Regions from separate parts of the Homo sapiens genome. Here region 2 is linked to region 1. A link is a contact called in ENCODE Hi-C or POLR2A ChIA-PET data. All regions are on one chromosome and are shown on one strand. Each heading gives the region's core, a stretch centred on a gene start or an enhancer-like site at or near the end of the contact. The rest is flanking DNA. Distances are from core to core; before and after follow the strand shown.

What was found. Hi-C counts contacts between places; a loop is a spot of excess contacts on that map. ChIA-PET counts read pairs that join two places held with the same protein, here RNA polymerase II (POLR2A). Pooled maps may share reads with other maps.
Region 2: a loop to region 1 is called in a pooled map, with 2.1 times the contacts of the local background. The contact joins two enhancer-like sites. A Hi-C loop is called at or near these places in 1 of 168 maps with a recorded cell type or tissue (dorsolateral prefrontal cortex) and 4 of 50 pooled maps. POLR2A ChIA-PET finds 5 or more read pairs at or near these places in 3 of 52 experiments (activated T-cell, naive thymus-derived CD4-positive, alpha-beta T cell and naive thymus-derived CD8-positive, alpha-beta T cell).

Annotation. Positions count from the first base shown.
Region 1 is chr13:27,348,289-27,356,009 of GRCh38, reverse strand. No RefSeq gene overlaps it. Among named protein-coding and RNA genes, the nearest start is that of GTF3A, 72 kb to the left of the region's middle. RefSeq lists an enhancer at 2,774-2,843. Within about 2 kb of position 2,754, at least 3 of the 41 ENCODE cell types and tissues checked have a DNase peak (open chromatin) inside an H3K27ac peak, as active enhancers do.
Region 2 is chr13:27,042,150-27,049,870 of GRCh38, reverse strand. LOC105370124 (a long non-coding RNA gene) reads left to right here. Exons shown (of 2, transcript XR_941767.3): 2 at 3,104-4,125. Among named protein-coding and RNA genes, the nearest start is that of USP12-AS1, 80 kb to the left of the region's middle. Within about 2 kb of position 4,535, at least 3 of the 41 ENCODE cell types and tissues checked have a DNase peak (open chromatin) inside an H3K27ac peak, as active enhancers do.

The sequences.
Region 1 (7,721 bases), core at 1,505-4,004:
CAGGTTGCACAGTGCCTGGGCACCAATCAAAACATTGGGGTTTTTATCTCAAGCCACGAAAGGTTGGAACAGAAGAGTGACATGGTGGGAACCGGTCTGGAAGAAGAATAATCCCATGGTAGATTTTGGCTTGATCAGCAGTGGGGCGATCTGGAAGCACGGGGTTGCCAGAGGATTACTGGACCACCCAAGGGCCTGAGATTTCTTGTCTGTGCAGTTTACACTGGCTGCTCCCTCAGACTGAAAACTGCCTTCCTGCCCTGCAGTCCTCCACCTGGGGCAGCTCCCATTTCCCTTTTAGATCCAGCTGAAGTTTCTCTTCCCTGAAGTCCTCCCAGGGCCCTGCCAGCCCAGCCCAGCCCCTAGGCAGGGAGCCTCCATAGACCCTTTAATGCGTCAATCTCATTTCTAGACAATTAGTAGCTTGAGGACTGGGATTGTGTTTTATTCAGTTTTAAATTTTCATTTGTAAATATTTAGGGGATACAAGTGCAGGCTTCTTACAGGCACATAGTTCGCTGTGGTGAAGTCTGGGCTTTGAGTGCACCCATCACCCGAACAGTGAACACTGTACTCAATAGGTAATTTTTTCAACCCTCACCCCACTCCCACTTCCCCACCTTTTGGCATTTCCTGTCTATTTTTCCACTCTGCTTGTCCATAGGTATCCATTGTATAGCTCCCACTTGTAAGTGACAATATGCAGTATTTAACTTTCTGAGTCATTTCACTTAGGATAATGGCCTCCAGTTCCATCACTGTTGCTACAAAAGACATTATTTTATTTATTTATTTATTTATTTATTTATTTATTTATTTATTTATTTATTTATTTATTCTGAGACAAAGTCTCACTCTGTTGCCCTGGCTGGAGTGCAGTGGTGTGATCTCGGCTCACTGCAACCTCCACCTCCCAGGTTCATGCGATTCACCTGCCTCAGCCTCCGAAGTAGCTGGGATTACAGGCGCCCACCATGCCCGGCTAATTTTTGTACTTTTAATAGAGACGGGGTTCCACCATGTTGGCCAGGCTGGTCTGGAACTCCTGACCTCAAGTGATCCTCCTGCCTCAGCCTCCCAAAGTGCTGGGATTACAGGTGTGAGCCACTGTGCCCAGCCTTAATTTTATTTTTTTAAGGGCAAGTAGCATTCCATGATGTATATATACCACATTTTTAAAATAATGCCCCGTTGATGAACACTTAGGTTGATTCCCTATCTTTGCTATTGTGAATAGTGCTGGAATAAACATATGAGTGCAGATATGTTTTTGATATAATGAGTTATTTTCCTTTGGGCAGATGCCCGGTAGTGGGACTGCTGGGTGGAACGGTAGCTCTATTTTTAGTTCTTTGAGCAATTGCCATACTGTTTTCCACAGTGAATGAACTAATTTACGTTCCCACCAGCAGGGTTCCCTTTCTCCACATCTTCACCAACATCTGTTGTTTTTTTACTTTTTAATAATAGCCATTCTGACTGGTGTAAGATGCTCTCTCATTGCATTTTATTCATTTTTATAACTCTAGGGCTGAGCATGGCATCTGACAGACTAAATGCTGCATGAATGTTGAGTCATGAATAGACAGGGGCTGGATGCAGGAAGGAACAAATCAAAGCATGAAGGAATGAATGAATGAATTTCATGGTGACAACTCCGAGGAGAGTGATATGAGGATGTTAGGGAAAAGGAGTGGAGAGCATAAGGGATACTCCTTTTCCCTATCTGCCCATCCTCAAAAAGTTGGAAAGTTCTTTGTGCTGGTTCTTTCTGGTGCCGGGGAGACGGCAGCAGTGAGTGGGCAGAATGCTTGCCTGGCTGTGGGGCGCAGCAGCCTGGAGGGCTGCTCTGAGCAGGACCAAGATCTGCCCATGCACCTTGATTCAACCGGCTCTTTTTATCAACCAGGGTCACAGGGCATGGGAGTCTCCTTCCTCTGGACTACTAATTTTTTTGTTTTAAGAGACAAATAGAAATCCCTCTTTGTACATGATATCCTCTGTGCTTCTTATATAAACCATTACTGAGACACTATGTCACTTTTATGGTTGTGTCTCTGTCTTGTCACACATCTGGACATTCTCTGTCAGTGATCCTGATCTGCATAGACTGAGGCTTTTGTTGTGTGTAACAGACACTGTTTGAGCGTGGGGAAATTGCAGTCAGGTCTGTACTATCTTCTTCTCTGAATAAGCAGAAAACAAAGGAGAAGAAAACTCCAGAATTGGATGTGGCCTTTACTAGCACAAACCCCTACTTGTTTCGCTGAATTGTTCCCCCGATTATCTAGCTTTAAAGTCTCCCCCTTTAGGAGAGACCAGACAGCAGAGGGGTCAAGTACTGCTATCCCTGCTCTGCTAATCATTGGCTGTGTGGCCTTGGGCAAGTTACTGAATCTGTCTGAGCTTCAGCCTTCGAATCTGTCAGATGAGGTACTTTTAGTAGCTACACAAAGACAGTGCATAAAGCGCTTAGCAGAGTGCTTCACAGCGCTCAGAGCCAGAGCTGTTCTTACCTCGTTTCTGAACCACCCTTTCTGGTGCCTGCGTCTGAACATTTGGTCTCTGTTCCACAGCTGAGATGAGGCTATCCTGGGTGCTGCAGACTAATGACTGAAAAGAACTGTGCCTTACAAAATCTCGGTCACCTCAGAACGAAACTGCTTATGCGGAACACAATGAGATCTTTAAGCAGACCTGCAAAGCAGTTTCTCTTTTAGTATAATCAAACGTGAGTCATGGTGTTTGAGATTCTCTTGCAGTGACTCCAGCTTTCCTCCCTCCAGCTGAAGGCCCCTCTAAGGGCACGAAAGACCTCTCTGCTGGGGTGGTGCCTCCCAAATCCACATCTTCCCATGAGAGACATCTCGTTCACCCCAGTCCTCCTAAATCCCACAAACCTGATGTGGGGTTTCAGGCAGCACCATATGAAGAAGAGTGGCGCCCGGTCCCAGATGCACACACAGCACCCCCAGACACATACAGCACCCCAGACGCACACACAGCACCCCCAGACACACACAGCACCCCAGACACACACACACAGCACCCCCAGACGCACACACAGCACCCCCAGACGCACACACAGCACGCCACTGGCTCGGGTGCATCGAGAACACTTGAGGCCTGAGGACTCTCCGTAAATATTTATTGAATGCATTGCACTGCAGGCACAGTCCTTGACTATAGCCCTCTCTGGAAAAATAGTAACGATTTCCCCAAACACTAAGTCCAAACACTAAATCAGCTTGTGTTTATCCTCCGTATTATTTTTTTTGTAAACCAAGACATGCTATGGTTTCCCTTTATGGCAGCTAAGGCTCAGCAATCCCATTACTTTGGATTTATTCCATTTGGCATAATCTTTTAAATTGGATTTTTGCCTCTTTGCCTCCTGATAACTCAGCCAAGCGTCAATTTTATTGCTTCTGTTTGTAATACCTGAAGCCTTGAGCTTATTACTCAACTCATTCCTTTGCCTCCCTGTTTCTATGCACAGGAGGAACCTGGCGCAGGCTTTTCCAGGCCTGAGAGTTGAAAGCTCTGTCTTGCTTTCTTTACTACAACGTTCTCTCCTTTGACTGAGACTTTGCCCAAAGGATGCAATGCCAGGGCAATGCCACAGCATCTGCTTTCACAAAACAAATGTCATGGACTGGGCAAGGCTGGGTTTCTGTTCCAGGGCGTGACCTCCATGGGTATGGCTGCCTCCATCACGGAGAGGCAGCCTGTGCGTGAGGCTCAGCTCCCCGCTCACCAGCCTTGCGACCAGGGCAAGCAACCCGAGCTTCTCAGACTTCAGTTCCTCATAGCAAATTGAGGGTGACAAAGGGCACCTACCTTGCAAGGTGGTTTTACAAATTAGAGATAATTGCCAGGCACAGTGGCTCATGCCTATAATTCCAACACTTTGGGAGGCCAAGGCAGGATGATCACTTGAGGTCAGGAGTTTGAGACCAGCCTGGGCAACATAGAGAGACCCTGTATCTACAAAAACTATAAAAAATTAGCCCTACATGGTGGCTTTTGCCCCTAGTCCCAGCTACTTCGGAGGCTGAGGTGGGAGGATTGATTGAGCCCAGGAGGTGGGGGCTGAAATGAGTTCAATGAGTTGTGGTTATGCCACTGCACTCTAGCCTGGGAGAGACAGAGCAATACCCTGTCTCAAAAAAAAAAGAAAGAGAAGGAGGGAAGGAAGAAAAGAAGGAAGGAAGGAAGGAAGGAAGGAAGGAAGGAAGGAAGGAAGGAAGGAAGGAAAAGAAAGAGAGAGAGAAAGAAAGAAACAAAGAAATCAGATATTATTATGTTTGAACTGTGTTCCCAGGCCATGCCCCCACTGGACTTTATTTGAAGCTCCCCAGAACAATAACTCTCAGCATTTCCTTATTGGTCAATGTGGGCCTTCTTTCCTCATCAAATTCTTCTCCAGTCGCTGGTCATCCCCTGGCAGGGACCCTCACATCCTCATGAACAGCACCCCAGCTTTGGCCCAGGGTTTGCTATTTCCTCCCCTTCTGCCCAGCTTACTTTTGTGGGATGGGAAGACAAGGCCAGTAATACTTGCCCAAAGCCTCCGGGGTTCACAAAACTGAAGCCATGGGAGAAACCCAAAGATCCAGTGCTGTTGAGGACATGGGTGCCACCTCCCACACTGTGGAACCTGCTGACCCCCCAGGAGCTGTTCTTTCCATTCCCATTGGCCATATCATTGTGCCCTCCCCTGCTCAGGCTGGGTTCAGGATGGCAGTAGAGTGACAAAGGTGCCAGTGAGAGGTGAAGCCACCTGGACTTCCTGGGTCTAGTGGGTACTTGGAGAACTTTTCTGTCTAGTAGAGGATTGTAAATGCACCAATCAGTGCTCTGTGTCTAGCTAAAGGATTGTAAATGCACCAATCAGCACTCTGTAAAAACGCACCAATCAGCGCTCTGTGTCTAGCTAGAAGATTGTAAATGCACCAATCAGCACTCTGTAAAATGGACCAATCAGCACTCTGTAAAATGGACCAATCAGCAGGATGTGGGCGGGGACAAATAAGGGAATAAAAGCTGGCCACCGCAGCCAGCATTGCAAACTGCTCCAGTTCCGTTTCAGGCTGTGAAGTCTTTGTTCTTTTGCTCTTCACAATAAATCTTGCTGCTGCTTATTCTGGGTTTGTACCACCTTTAAGGGTTTAACACTCACCGCGAAGGGTTCATGGCTTCATTCTTGAAGTCACCGAGACCAAGAACCCACCAGAAGGAACAAACTCTAGATACACCAGCGGCTCTTAGAACGCTGCCTCTTCCGTCACCCAGCACATTCATCCGCTTGTCCAGCCCAGCAGCTCTTAGAATGCTGCCTCTTCTGTCACCCAGCCCATTCATCCACTTGTCCAGCCCATGCGTGTTCAGCACCCACTCTTTGAGGCTTTGTGCTTCATGCCAGGGGTACAGCAGTGAGCACAGTGAGGGACTTGAGCTCACAGGCTAGGAGGGGACGGTTACAACCCAACGTCTAAGTGCCCTGATAGGGAGCATGGAGTGCTCTGTCTTCAGTACCAGGCACCCCCTAGGTCAGCTTCGCAGAAGCTCTGAGCCCTGGCACCAAACTTCAACAGCTCTCTTTCCTTTAGGGAGCCCTTTCTCCAGTGTCTCCCACAAAGAGAGTCTATGCAGGGTGCTTCAGTACTCCTGCAGGCCAGCCTGGAAGCCCTCCGTGCTGTGGAGGCTCGAGCTGGCACTTAGACAAATGGAAGGTGCCCAGCCAGTGCCTGGCCAGGGAAGGCAGTGAAAGGGAACTACTTATGAGCTTTAAGCCAAAGAGGAGTGGATTGCAATTGTTTGCTAACTGGTCCTACGCTCAGATTAGGAGAAGTGCATGGAGACAGAGGGAGAAGGCCACACTCTGGGGACCTAGGAGACTGGGCTCTCACTGAGGCACAGGCACAGACACGCTTCCCTTGTGACACTGGGGTTCCCAAAAGGATTATGAATCTATCTTCACCCATTCCTCAAAATTTACATGTTGATTTTGGTGATTTCTTTCCATTTTATTTTTCTGATAGAATAGCAGTAACTTGCCTTTTCTATAGAAACATGATTTCATTCTTTTCCTCTTTTCGCTCTTGTTCCCCTGTTTATTTTTCCCATCCCCTAATAACTTCTCTTTTCTACTCACTCAGGAGGAGTAGAAAAGCAAATTAAACAGGAAGAAAATCCTCTCAGTAAAGAGGCATCTTGATCCGCCAGCTTTGAGCAAAGAGAAAATTGCATCTCTTCAATTCCTCCTAATTATTCATTTCCTTTTTCCCTTCTGCTTCTTGAAAATAATTACTGCAGTAGCTTTTCCCTAGATAAGAACTTCAAGCAGCTAGGAGCCAACACTGACTCAGCCTTATTTTTCAGAATTTTCAGTGCCGGTTACTTGTGACCAAGCAATCCAGCATTCCTGAGAAGCTATGTTGGCCAGGCTGGTCTTGAACTCCTGGGCTCAAGGGATCCTCCCACCTTGGCCTCCCAAAGTGTTGAGATTACAAGCGTGAGCTACCACACCTGGCCTGTTTGTAATTTTTGTTGTTGTTTAGAGATAGGGTCTTGTTCTGTCACCCAAGCTGGAGTGCGGTGGTACCATCACGGCTCACTACAACCTCCAACTCTTGGGTTCAAGTGATCCTCCCACCTCAGCCTCCCAAGTAGCTGGGACTATGGGTGCATGCTACCACATCTGGCGAATTGTTTTTTTGTTTTAGCTTTTTTTTTTTTTTTTTGGTAGGGACAGGTGTCTCCCTATCTCCCTATGTTGCCCAGGCTGGTCTTGAACTCCTAGTCTCAAGTGATCCTCCCACCTTGGCCTCCCAAAGTGTTGAGATTACAGGCATGAGCCATGGCACCTGGATGTAATTTTTAAAATTAATTTAATTTTGCATCTTATTTTATTTTGGATACAGGGTCTCAGTCACCCTGACTGGAGTGCAGTGGTACAATCTCGGCTCACTGCTACCTCCGCCACCCAGGCTCAAGCGATCCTCCCACCTCAGCCTCCAGAGTAGCTAGGACTCCAGGTTCACACCACCATGCTCGGCTAATTTTTTAATTAATTTTTTATACTTAATATGTATTACCCACTTCTAGTACATTTGGTGTTAGATAGAACTATATATGTCCAAAGTCAGTAACAATAGTCATCCCTTGTCTTTGCATTGCTTACAATTTGGCCTCACATACACTTTACAGGCTGTGAAGGTACGTGGCTCAATCAAGTGGCAAAGCCGAGATTAGAGCTCACTTCCCCAGAAGGTAGCCATCAAATGGAACTCACGGACTTGCCCTGCCTCACCCTCCATCCCCAAAACGAGCTCAACTGCCTGTTGCCATGGTAACATTGTGATCCACTTCATCCTTTCTAAAAACCAGAACCTTACTGCTAGTGACTCCCCATCACTGTACCTAACTCAGACCTGTCTCAAGTTGCAGGCTTGTAGGTATCATTGTTCCTGGGCATGTCCCCTAGTCACCTCACACACGATCTGTTTAAAGCTAAACTAGACTCTGCCCCACTAAAACCTGCTCGTCTGCCAGTCTCCCAAACTACATGCCTGAGTGTCATCCTCAGCTGCCACCTCCCCTCACCGCTCAGGGAATGAAGGAGCTCAACAGCAGTTCTTTCACAGGGCACTATCCATGCCCCATTGACCCCCACCCCAAACCACTGAAGGCTATGGTTAGAGGAACTTCAAAAGAAT
Region 2 (7,721 bases), core at 3,286-5,785, 310 kb after region 1:
GGCCGGGTGTGGTGGCTCACGCTTGTAATCTCAGCACTTTGGGAGGCTGAGGTGGGCAAATCGCGAGGTCAGGAGTTTGAGACCAGCCTGGACAACACAGTGAAACCCCATGTCTATGAAAAATACAAAAATTAGCCAGGCGTAGTGGCGGGTGCCTGTAATCCCAGCTACTTGGGAGGCTGAAGCAGGAGAATTGTTTGAACCTGGGAGGCGGAGGTTGCAGTGAGCCAAGATCGCACCACTGCACTCCAGCCTGGGCGACAGAGCTAGACTTCGTCTCAAAAAAAAAAAAAAAAAAAAAGATAGAAACCAAGCACAGGTGGGTAGATATTTGAAAATAAAACAGAATTATCCGTGAGCCTTCTATTGTGGTTAAAAGAAAAAAAATGTCAGCTTCCTTGAAAAAGAGTGTCACGTTCAGGGCAGATATTTAAAATAAGAAGGCCATTAATTCATTGATTCATTGAATAAATATTTATTGGGCACCTAATTTGTGCTCAGCATTATTGCAGGCAATAAGGAAGGGAATGAGACACCTGCCCTCATGGAACTGACCTACTGGGGCAAATGATGAATTTACTAGGTGGCGTGGTAGGTATGAAGGGAATGAACAAGGCCACGTGCTAGGATGGCCATGCTGGGGAGGCCTGCTATAGACTGGGTGACCAGGGAAGGCCTCTCTGAAGAGGCAACCCTTGGGTGGGACTTGCAGAATGAGAAAGCGTGAGCGTGCAGGAGCTAGGCGGGGATTGTCCTGGGCACAGGGGTGCAAGTGCACAAGCCCTGAAGTGGGAATGAGTTGGAGGTGGAGAAGTCCTGAAGTGGGAATGAGTTGGAGGTGGAGAAGTCCTGAAGTGGGAATGAGTTGGAGGTGGAGAAGTCCTGAAGTGGGAATGAGTTGGAGGTGGAGAAGTCCTGAAGTGGGAATGAGTTGGAGGTGGAGAATGAGGCGGGGGCTGCTTCAGTGGGAATCCCAAACACGAGTCGCTTTACTTCTATGACTTCAACATCGCGAGTTTTTTGTTGAATGCAAAATTGAATAGTCATTGGGTTTGTTTTTTAAGTGACTTAAAAATTATTACATCTGTTTTGTGTGCACCTCACAGAAAATTTGATGAAAGGAGTGAAAGAGGAAATCAAACAGCTAGCCAGTTGTTCCAATGTCATTCATCAAATAAAACCTCTCCCCCACTGGTGTGAAATGCTATCTCTGTCATGTACTGAAATCCCATATGATTTGTAACGACGGGGCCCTCTCTTCAGTTTGTTTGTTTTGTTTGTTTTTATTTTTTTTTTAGATGGAGTTTTGCTCTTGTTGCTCAGGCTGGAGTGCAATGGTGTGATCTCAGCTCACCGCAACCTTTGCCTCCTGGGTTCAAGTGATTCTCCTGCCTCAGCCTCCTGAGTAGCTGAGATTACAGGCACGTGCCACCATGCCCGGCTAATTTTGTATTTTTTTTTAGTAGAGATGGGGTTTCTCCATGTTGGTCAGGCTGGTCTTGAACTCCCAACCTCAGGTGATCTGCCCGCCTCGGCCTCCCAAAGTGCTGGGATTACAGGCGTGAGCCACCGCACCCAGCCCTCTCTTCAGTTTTATCGGTCTGTCTGATTCTGTTCTTGGGACCATACTATTTTATCTGCTATGATTTTTCATGTCTTAACTCACTTTATTGAAAAGTAATAAGGATGACTATGTAGGCATGTTGAGTGTTTTCTTGGATTACTGGTATTATGTTTTGGAAGGGAGTATATTTAGGCACTGATTTTTGTTGTTATTGCTATGGAACACTAGTAGCATCCCAGGGAATATACATGTTTGTTAGATTCCAGTTTGGGAAACACTAAACTTGTACTGTCTTGCTTCCAAAAGACTAGAAGGCTTGGGGTTGACCCTAGAGGAACTCAGATTCACAGAGCATTTACTGACCACCCGCCACGTGCCAGGCATCATACCAGATGCTTTCGAGTGCATCGTCTCACTTAACCCTTCCTCCAGAGGTTAAGTGACTGTGTTACAGCGAGCGCCCAACATGTACCAAGTGACATGCTACGTGCTGGAGATGGGCAGTTACTTCTACACATGTTCTATCCTCCGGTCAAATTGGACTGCTTGATGTACCCCCAAATAGTCAAAATAATAGCATATTGATGGAGAGCTTTCTGAGTGCCAGGAATCAGGCTTGTCACTGAACGTGAATGATCTCGTCTTACCCTCACAACAACAGTGCGCTCTCTTGTGGGTACACCTTAACTCCAGGCTTTCGTAAGTGGTATAGAGGAAAGGGCCTGCACCTTGCAGTTAGACCGAATTGGTTCTTATTTCATGGATGAGGCCATAGAGGTGTGGAGGGGTTAACTTACTTGTTAACAAAGTGGTGAAGCTAGGATCTGGACCCAGGAGAACGCAGGCTCGGAGTGTAGAGCCTGCACAGACTGCCCAAGCTCTTCTGCTTGCCGAGCCTTAGAGCGTGCCATTTCCCTGCCCTCGTTTCCATGTATTTAGGTTCTATGCATACTTCGAGGCCTCTCTGTCATGTCAGAGATGCAGCTGTTGCTTTCTTCCCTCGCCCATGATCTGCTGGGCTTGGCGCTTGGCTAGCCGGGCTGCTCTATGGAGCTCAGCCTCCTTGAGGGCGGGCCACACTGGGGCATATCTCTGGCAGCCCCAGAGATATGTGGCACAGTGCCCTAAAACAGAACGGATATTTGCTGAATGTCAAATTGACTCTGGAGGGGCCAAACCCAAGACCTTACACGGGGAGAGGAGTGGTCGAAGGTTGGGCCTGTCATTATGGAGAGACAAGAGGTCCTCTCTTGGGATACTCTTAAGTGGTACAGAGAAATCATATGAGGCTGAGGTTAGAGCTGAATTGAAAATTGGCCACATCACTTATTAGCTGTGTACCCTCTGGAGCTCAATTTCCTTGTTTGGGAATTGTGAGATTTATGTAAGATGAATGCACTGAAGGTATAAAAAGTCCCTACCGAGGTGCTGAGGTTATAGCACTTCCTTCCCCCATCTCTTTAACTCAACACATCTTTATGAACCTCCTATGACACTTAAAAAACAGTGCTAAACATTGGATTTCTCAATTGCTCCTAGGGAATAGCATTTCAAGGTTCAGTGGAGGAGAACCCCAAGAGCACCAAAATGGAAAGATGATTTGTAAAGCTGAGGAAAATGTCCAGCTGTGTTTTTATGAGGACTCTCACTGCACTGATATGACAGATGACACCTTCCCTCAACACTGTTCATCATTGACTGCTGAGGGCTCCTTCTTCAGTTTATAACAGGATGGTAACTTCATAAGCAATGTAGGACTTTCACAGGGTTCCACACGAAGCGTGTCTGGATAATTCAGCCAAGCTCTTCAGTCTCCAGCAGTGATGGAATCAGGAGCTCGCTTGGCCAGCCCTCTAATGACTCAGTCACAGGGTCATCCACTTGGGGGTGTGAGGAGAGGAGGCTTCTCCCCGCAAGTGCTTTCGGGGTGATGCCGTAGATTCTTTGTACCTCAGGAGTTACTTTTGCAATTAGAGGTTCTCTCTCTCTCTTGGTATTTTATGCATCTAATTCTGCTTTTCTATGCATGAGTCTTGTCGGATTCAGGCACAGCAATAAGTCTCCAAAATAGGGTCAGAGTGAGTTTAATGAAGAAGTTATTGTTTTCTTAAGGATGAAAATAAACAGAGAGAATGCCTTATTACATAATCAATAACGTCGGCCTCTTGATTAAAACACAAATGCAATTTAGCCCGAAATTATTCTCTAGTTTGATGTTCTACAAAATTAGATTACGATAATAAATGATTGGACCTCTTAAGCACAGGCAGGTGTCCACACGCTGATAGCCTCTGGAGGAGCAGGCTTCCCAATCCGGATTTCCTACGGATGAAAGTTTAGGAAGATGTAGTACTGATCCCAACATCTCACTCATAGTTTCTGCAATTATTAAAGGCTAAAAGACAACACACATAATGGAAAAGCTTAGACTTTTGGAATCGGAGGCTGGATTTAGATACTAGTTTCTCTGCTTAATCAGCTGTGCAAATTTTGTTTCAAGTTACTTAATCTTTCTGAGCCTGTTTTCTTAAAATAAAACATTTTGAAATGGGGTAACAATAGCCACTGTACAGAGTTGTTTTTATGTCTTCACATACTGAATGTGAAAGTATATAACAGTGCTTAGCACATATTAGGCCCTCAGTATATGGTAACTAATAATGTTACAAGTGCTTATTAGCCTAATACAAAACCGAAGACTGTTCACATAGGTTCCAGCATCTGAGGGCTCCATCAGTTAGGTACACTAAGCCCATGGTTCTCGACTTTTGCTGCTCACTAGAATCTTCTGGGAAGCTTTTAAGAAAAGCTGTTGTTCCGGCTCACTTCTTAAAGACTCTGATTTTAACTGGGCTGGGGTGAGGCTGGGTGTCCACATCCTCTTACGCACGGATGTTGTGCACAGCCAGGGCTGAGCAGCACTGCCGCGGATCCTCAGCTGGGACTAGCTGGCCAGCCTTCATGAAGTCTCGCAGAGGTATTTACCCTGGGGGTGGGGGTTACAAAGGTCTGGGGTCTGGCTTTTGCACTGCCCAGTCCAGAAAGCATCTCATCAGAGCCCTCGAGGTAATTCATGCTGAGAGTGAGTGTCATCTTGGTAATTTATCATGAAAAATATAGCTGTCCCACAGACTAAGTATTTGCATTGGCCTGAACAGCATATTCTCTCTTAAAGCAGACTCCAAAGGAAGATGATCACAATGACAGAGCAGAGGAAGTGGTTGTATGGTTTGCATGTTATCTGGCATCTGGTTTGACGGCCCATAAAGGGGGTGTGCCTTCAGGCAGGCTGGGTGCTCCTTTGCTCCCATGGGGGTCCTTTCTCACCCATGAACGGAGTCCACATGGGCAGATCCGGGTTTTGCTGCTAGGGCAACCCTTTCCATGTGCTCCGGGTCTCCCTGTCCGTCCCCCTTTCTGCCCACCACGGTCACGTTATGTCATGTCAGGAGCTTCATTCAAGTCAGCCACAACTCTCAGGCCTGGAAAACCTTTTCCCCCTTAGAGTGATTGACGCTTTCCAGTGATCCCTTCACTCTTGGTTTTGTGGTTCTGCTATCATCAGGCCATTTAGAAATGGATCCCATACTGTGAGTCCAAACAATAGGCCCCGCCCAAATCTGCATCTTACAAAACAACTTGCTAGTGTGCCAGAAAGCGGGGTGCTGTGAGCCTTAGCTGGGCTTGGATGAAAGGCAGGTGTCACAAGTTTTCATGTGCATGCCCAAGAGGAAGGGACTTGGCCTTGACCGTCACCTGTTTCGTTCCAGGGGGCATTGTGGCCTTGAAGGCTGTAACTAAAATGTCTGCAGGATCATGAACATTTGGCTTTGCCTTTAGCACCTGCGACCTGATCCCGCCCTTGCCTGTCTGACCAGGGTGCAGCAGGGAGGAGTTGCCGGGCTTCTGGAGCCCGTGCATCTGGGAGGGACGGAGGGAGGATGATGATGACAATGACAATGCCCTGTGGCAAATGTGTGTGTGAAGGTCAGGACCCCAGCAGTGAAGACCTTAGAAGAGGGTGTCCTTGAGAGACAGGAGGGAGCGTTGTTGAGATCCACAGGTGGGCCAATGTTTTCCATGGGGGTCTGATGGACAAATGAACAGAAGAACCCATGATGGTGACACCTGGGCTGGATAAAGTTACTAAGTCAGGAAAACAAGAATTAAAAGTGAGGACTCACTCTGGGTTCAGAAGCCTGTTTGTAAAAATACCTGGAGGTATTAATTTGTGCAGGATTGAAAGGACCACAGAGAAATTGAGAATGACATTACAGTCATTCTTACTCAAGAATGAAAACCAGGCCAGGCGTGGTGGCTCACACCTGTAATCCCAGCACTTTGGGAGGCCAAGGTGGGCGGATCACCTGAGGTCAGCAGTTCCAGCCCAGCCTCTGCAACATGGCGAAACCCCATCTCTACTAAAAATACAAAAATTACCCGGGTGTGGTGGTGCATGCCTGTAATCTCAGCTACTTGGGAGGCTGAGGCAGGAAAACTGCCTGAACCCAGGAGGCGGAGGTTGCAGTGAGCCGAGATCATGCCACTGCACTCCAGCCTGGGGGACAGAAAAAAAAAAAAATGAAAACCAAGTTCAGCTTACTAATGATACAGGCCAATTCTATGTCTAGAAACCCGACATTCACTGTGGCTCTTATATTTACTTCAGTTCCTTCCTTCCTTATATTTACTTCAGTTCCTTCCTTATATTTACTTCAGTTCCTTCCTTCCTTATATTTACTCAGTTCCTTCCTTATATTTACTTCAGTTCCTTCCCTCCTTATATTTACTTCAGTTCCTTCCCTCCTTATATTTACTTCAGTTCCTTCCTTCCTTATATTTACTTCAGTTCCTTCCTTCCTTATATTTACTTCAGTTCCTTCTCATGCAGGAATTTTCCTTGGCTGGGAAAGGCTGAGGGAAATTTCTTGTTTGGATCCTTGTCGCATTTCGCGCTCTAATTTTGCTTTTCCTATTCTTTTCTGTGGGTGGCATGCCAGTCCGCATCAGAATGAGCATGTGCCTGTATCCAGGATTTGCATACTACAGAACCAGCTCTGTCATCCAACCTCTTCTAAGCTGACTCATGGAGCAAATGTGCCAGCAGATCCCCATGGCCCGGTGACCACAGGCAGTTTTCCTGCTCAGCTGCACGCTTTTGAGTTGAGTGGTGTTTGTCCCTACATCAGCTTATGCCTGTAATACATGTTATTGTGATTCAGTCATTTAATTACAGATTATGTAAGCAAATTATGTAAACCAATATAATGAGCACAAAAAGAAAGTTGTTTCTTGAAAACTAAGTTGAATGATTTAGAAAGACTCACTAAGGGCAAATTGACTTAAACATTTGCTTTCAATTAAGTGTACGGAAGATTAGGGGAATATAATGAAAATAAGGAAGGCCTCTGTGCTGAAATTGCTTTTCATGAGTCTTTAAGATCTTATGATGCTTCTTTAAAGAAATTAACATTTGGGCTGGGCACGGTGGCTCACGCCTGTAATCCCAGCACTTTGGGAGACTAAGGCAGACGGATCACAAGATCAGGAGTTCGAAACCAGCCTGGCCAATATGGTGAAACCCCATCTCTACTAAAAATACAAAAATTAGCCGGGTGTGGTGGCGCGTACCTGTGATCCCAACTACTCGGGAGGCTGAGGCAGAAGAATCGCTTGAACCCGGGAGGCAGAGGTTGTAGTGGGCCGAGATTGTGCCACTGCACTCCAGCCTGGGCAACAGAGCGAGACTCCATCTCAAAAAAAAAAAAAAAAAAAAAAAGAAAAGAAAAAGAAAAAAGAAATTAGCATTTGGCAGTGGTTCATGCCGTCATGCCTGTAATCCCAGCACTTTGCCAGGCTGAGGTGTGCGGATCACCTAAGGTCAGGAGTTTGAGACATGGTGAAACCCCGTCTTTACCAAAAATACAAAAATTAGCCAGGTGTAGTGGTGCGTGCCTGTAGTACCAGCTACTCAGGAGGCTGAGGCAGGAGAATCACTTGAACCCAGGAGGTGGAGGTTGCAGTGAGCCGAGATCGTGCCACTGCACTCCAGCCTGGGCGACAGAGTGAGACTCCATCTCAAAAAAAAAAAAAAGAAAAGAAAAGAAAAGAAAAGAAATTTACATTTGGCAGTGGTTCATGCCTGTAATCCCAGCAC